2 separate regions of the Homo sapiens genome follow, and region 1 is linked to region 2. A link is a loop called in an ENCODE intact Hi-C map of the cell type or tissue named here. Cell type or tissue: heart right ventricle. All regions are shown on one strand. Each heading gives the region's core, and the rest is flanking DNA. Links, peaks and the distances in the headings are about the cores only. Region 1 overlaps LOC105378305 (a long non-coding RNA gene). Region 2 overlaps LOC105378305 (a long non-coding RNA gene).

What was found. Peaks named below come from ENCODE experiments on the same cell type or tissue, not always from the same donor. Only the 100,000 strongest peaks of a DNase experiment are listed, where the experiment ranks them.
Region 1: it touches region 2 in a loop (3-fold over the local background); 67 of 110 quality-filtered maps call a loop at or near these places.

What each region holds. Positions count from the first base shown.
Region 1 is chr10:52,728,103-52,731,032 of GRCh38, forward strand. The region is part of intron 1 of LOC105378305 (a long non-coding RNA gene); the gene reads right to left. Among named protein-coding and RNA genes, the nearest start is that of MBL2, 43 kb to the right of the region's middle. In heart right ventricle, for the core only: a CTCF peak has its summit at 1,628 (motif pointing left); no DNase peak of the experiment used is centred there.
Region 2 is chr10:52,652,267-52,655,196 of GRCh38, forward strand. All of the region lies in intron 1 of LOC105378305 (a long non-coding RNA gene), which reads right to left. Among named protein-coding and RNA genes, the nearest start is that of MBL2, 120 kb to the right of the region's middle. In heart right ventricle, for the core only: a CTCF peak has its summit at 1,514; a DNase peak (open chromatin) is centred at 1,399; H3K27ac peaks cover 1,079 bases.

The sequences.
Region 1 (2,930 bases), core at 193-2,692, 76 kb after region 2:
AATCAAGACAAAGGTTATTGGAAAATGATTGAATCCAGTACTGGAAGAGGAAATGTACAAGATAAACTGGGAATATTTTGTGATAACAGAAAGCTACTAAAGATTACTGGGGTCATGGTCATGTGTAAAGAAATCAGGAGACAGCATGAAATGCATCCCAATAGTGAAAGATGAGACAAACTGAGAATTGGCAAGAATAACAACTGTGATAAATTAAAACTATCAAGTATTTTTAAAATCCCATGAGTTCATAATTACACCTCAAAAGCAAACAAATGAAGTCTTTAAGGAAACTTTGTAACATACTTTGAGAACCCAATCAAACTGGTTAAAAAAAGGTATGGAAGTTAAAATTGTATCCTATATTTTCTGTATGAATTTTAGCTCAAATACAATAAAATTGTAGGTAAGAAAAATTTTTCTCTTCATACAATTATCTAAGTTAATAAAAGAAGAAAGGATGATAGAATTAGCATATCACTATTTTGAAAACCCTTAATAAATTACTAGGCAAAGGCAGTAGTCATCAATGGCTGATAACAATCATAAAAAGATATAAAACTAGACACTGTTCTCCTCCCAGTAAAAGTACACAAAAACTTAGGATGTAATTCTGCCAGGAAATTAAACTTGAACCGTATCAATCCTCTAGGCTTGATAACAGTTAACTGAAAATAAAGAGAGGAAAATGCAAAATGACTTTACAGAGTTGCAATCTGCAAAAATCCAGACTGTAAGAAACTACAGGAATGCTTATCAAACTTTAACATGAACATAAATTGCCCAAGGATCTTGTAAAAATAGAGATTCTGATTTAGTAATGTAGGGTGGTGCTTGAAATTCTATATATTTGTAACAATCTCTCAGTAGTTGTCGATACTGCTGGTCCATGAACCACACTTTTGAGTAGCAAGCCTCAACGAAGTAAAATTAAGGCAAGGAAAACAAAGAGAAGTGTTCTATAAAGTAAAAGTGACTCTAGAGACATAATAATCAAGTGTAATGTGTGTACATTTTTTTCCTAGATTCATTGAACTAAGCGTGAAAAATTATGAGAAAGTGATAACTTGATATTTGAAAGTATTCTTATCGTTTTGAGATACACACACAATTTATGGCAGGATTGAATATGATGGTTAGAACTGGGTTCAAAATCATCCAGTGTATATTGGGGGACAGGGGAGAGAAAATATTGGAGAAGTGACAGGGATTATTGAGCTCATCATGTTATTTTTCTCTACTTTTTATGTTTCAAACTTTCCAAAAGAAAAACTGTTTCAACTGGCTCCGCAAAATCATTTGGCATATTTTAGTAAGATTTCAGTTGACTTTTTACGTTTCTCCTTACAGTCTTTACCAATTTGCTATGTGTATGCGAAGAGATTTTCTTGGAAGGTCTGTAGCTTTCATTATGTTTTCAAAGATGATTGAATAAACAGGAATACAACTAATAATACTTACATTCAGGAAATGACCTCCTTGGAAAACCAACAAATTGAATAAAATCGTAAATATGGTAATTTTATTAAAACACGTTTCTTGCTGCCCAGTGAACATCTTACATAGATCGCTTAGAGTGTAATATCTTAATAGAAGAGCACCCTCTGCTGTCTTGACAAGAAATATCACCACAAATGGGGAGACAATTGCATTTTCGATTTTTCCAGTAATCAGTTATGGCAAATTAAAATCAAGGTATGACAGCATAGTCAACTTTTCATTTAAACCCAGTATCATGGGGATTATGGAGATAAAATATACATGGTCTTTGTGCTTACATCTTATTTTTCTCTTCCGATTTTTCTCTCCCCTGAGGCCTTTGTGTGGAATCAATACAGTTCCTATGATTCTATAACCTGATTAAAAACACTCTCTGAGACTCTCAAAAATAATTACTCAACCTGGGCAACATAAGGAGACCCTGTCTCTGCAAATAATTAAAAAGTTAGCCAGGCGTGGTGGCTTGCATCTGTGGTCCCAGCTACTCTGAGGTGGGAGGATCACTTGAGGTTGGGAGGTCGAGGCTGCAGGGAGCCATGATCATGACACGACACTTCAGCCTGGGCAACAGAACGAGGCTCTGTATTAAAAAACAAATTACTTCCCTCAAAAAAAATTTTATATGGCAAGCATAATTTTATTTTATTTTATTTTTATTTTTGAGAGTCATTTTATTTTATTGTAGGTGTTGAGAGCTTGGGATATTTTGAAAGAAATAGTGCATTTAAAATGTAGACATTCATTCAATGAGTATTTTTTTTATTATACTTTAAGTTTTAGGGTACATGTGCACAATGTGCAGGTTAGTTACATATGTATACATGTGCCATGCTGGTGTGCTGCACCCATTAACTCGTCATTTAGCATTAGGTATATCTCCTAATGCTATCCCTCCCCCCTCCCCCCACCCCACAACAGGCCCCAGAGTGTGATGTTCCCCTTCCTGTGTCCATGTGTTCTCATTGTTCAATTCCCACCTATGAGTGAGAACATGCGGTGTTTGGTTTTTTGTCCTTGCGATAGTTTACTGAGAATGATGATTTCCAATTTCATCCATGTCCCTACAAAGTACATGAACTCATCATTTTTTATGGCAGCATAGTATTCCATGGTGTATATTTGCCACATTTTCTTAATCCAGTCTATCATTGTTGGACATTTGGGTTGGTTCCAAGTCTTTGCTACTGTGAATAGTGCCGCTATAAACATGCGTGTGCATGTGTCTTTTTAGAAGCATGATTTATAATACTTTGGGTATACACCCAGTAATGGGATGGCTAGGTCAAATGGTATTTCTAGTTCTAGATCCCTGAGGAATCACCACACTGACTTCCACAATGGTTGAACTAGTTTACAGTCCTACCAACAGTGTGAAAGTGTTCCTGTTTCTCCACATCCTCTCCAGCACCTATTGTTTCCTGACTCTTTAA
Region 2 (2,930 bases), core at 129-2,628:
TCTCATCAACACAATGTAGAATTTACTTTTTTCACTATCCCTACTGGTAGTAAAGATAATAATATGTACAGAAATTTAGCAGATATGAGTCAAATACAATCAAAATGTTTCTTGAAACATTAGGAGAAATAGGAAGTATTTACATATGAATCAGGCAAGAGTGAAAAAGAAAACCTTATTCTCAAAGAAAAACTGCCACTTTGGATGGTGGTCAACTGGCATGGTTTATTTTGACTACCATCCTCCATGTATTTAATGAATGAGGCAAGCCCGTTGGCTTGTTACAATAACAACTTGGCAGTTAGACATCCTCCTAAACAATGTGCCAGCTTGAGAGGATAATTGACAATGCCACACACTGTGATCATTTATAACCCTGGGGTGTTCTTCTGAGATTTATTTTTAGTTATTTGATGACACAATTTTCCTGATCCACAATATTTTGCTCTTTTCCCCCAACGTTCGTATCTGACCAAACCACAAAATGAATGCTCGATAAATCATCTCATATTCTTGCCACTTAAAAATCTTTTCTGCTTGTTTTCTTAAACTCTCCACTTGTTTGCTGCTCAGATGTACCTCTTATTTTAAGAAGCTAAAGAGGCAAATAGTTTTTAATTGCCCTGCAAATATTTACATCCTATACATCCTGTGATTACAGCAATTACACTTATCAGTTTTCCACCCCCTGCTAAAGTAACCGCAACATTATCATGAGGAAATCATGAAAAAAAAAAAAAAAAAAGCTGCAGCACACTCATTCCACTTTGAATATAATGGAAGAAGAAATGCCCATCCTTCACTAACTTGAACTACAAGATTATTTTCCACCCTCAGGAGGAACTGGTCTTTTCCCACCACTGATGGGCCACCACTGTTGCAGGATTTAAGTGTTACCTCGGAAATACCAAAAAGATAGTTCTATTACAATGTTGTATCCTATAAATACTCGAGTTATGCCTGTAATTGCCTTGAAATACATTGCCTGCTGTGCTTGCTTATGTCCAAGAGCAGGTTAGAAGGTCAGACTCAGACCTTTTGTAGCCTTGATAACTGGCTGTTACATGATTATGAAGTGAGTGGGAGAAGAAGCAATAGTTAATATTTGTGTTTCATTCACCAAAGAAATCCTTCTGGAACTCTTCATGGGATAATGATGAAATTCATTCGATTCATATTTGCATTTAAAGTATTAAGGTTTTTTCAAAAATAAAATATATAGCAAGGGCAGAAATTTTTGCTCGCAAATAGACCTTTCTAGTAATTTCAGTGTCAGATGTTGTATAGACTCTGTGCCTCAGACATTTAATGGCCTTTTCCCTGGACTCTTGCTCTTGGAATAGATTAGATTTAGAATCTGAAAATAGCAATGCCAATGCCAGGCTGGGTGGGGAGTACTGTGTGGTTCTGCCAAAGTACATGATGAGCTGTTCCCTAAGTAACTGGGTCATTTCTGAAATTCACGAGGGAAGAGGCACACTTGTGTTCTGTTTGCATGGAACAACAGTGACATCCAGTGCTAATACCGTTGATGTGAGCCTGAAATAATAACATCACATCGGCTGGTGTGGTGGCTTATGCCTGTAATCCCAGCACTTTGGGAGGCCAATTTGGGTAGATCACCTGAGGTCTGGAGTTCAAGACCAGCCTGGTCAACATGGTGAAATCCCGTCTCTACTAAAAAAATACAAAAATTAGCCAGGTGTGGTGGCAGGTGCCTGTAATCCCAGCTACTTGGGAAGCTGAGGCAGGAGAATCACTTGAACCTAGGAGGCAGAAGTTGCAGTGAGCCGAGATCACGCCATTGCACTCCATCCTGGGCAACAAGAGCAAAACTTTGTTGCAAAGAAAAAATATAATAATAATAATAATAATAATAATAATAATAATAATACCATCACATCATTTCTTGGTAAATGAACAAATACAATGACAAGGGAAATGTGGTTAAGGTTAGTGTCTTCACTAATAGCTGCTAATAACAGAGACAAATGCTATTTAAGGTTAGGGAGAGCATTTACCTAGCACATCCTAGCAGAAAGCAGTGTAGACTTCGTTTCATTTCCAGCCTCACTTCTGGGAAATACTGGCAGGGCACTTGGACCCTCAGCACCCTCTCAGTTTATCTCTTGGTACTCTCTCTTTAGTTTTGCTCCTGTAAGATAGTGGCAGGGCCCTTGAACTTTCAACACTCTCGGTTTATCTCTCAGTACTCTCTTAAGTTTATCTGTAAAATGGAAATAATGATGCCAGTTCACCATTTGACCACAGATGCTTCAAGCTCAGCATAAAGTCATTTGGAGTTGTCTTTTCTCCAGAGGGAAGATAAATATTCAGAGACATCATGAAAGCATGGACATATAGAGGAGCATTTGGACATACAGAGAAGTCCAAATTGCTTGTAATGTTATTGGGACTATTTAAGATTTTATTGCAGATTGTCTTCTTTCTGGAGAGAGTCATTTCTTTGTTCTCTATCATGATTGAGAAGGCCACCTGTGGTCTATCTAGTTCTTCACACAGTGTAGGTGCTTCTTACATTGCCTTGTGTTGGGGAAGACCCACCTTCTGAGCTATAATATAAATTGTTTGTCTATTTGCCTATTTGTTTGACTTTGGCAATAAATATCTCCTCAATAAACGATCCTCTAATCCATCTAGCATTTATTGAATAACTATTACAAGCAAGCATAGTGCTAGGCCCTGCTCATATATTATCTTTAATTTTTACATTATTCAACTAAGGTGGATTCTGCCTTCATTTTATAGGTAAGAAAAGTGCAACTTAGAGGCTCTCAATAATTTGCTCACACTTACAAAACTGGTAAGTGGGAATTGCAGGTTTGCCCTCAGACTTTCTAACACCACTGTGACCTTTGTTCAAAATGGAGTGCAGAATCCTGAGCCACTTGGGTAACATTTCAAGGACC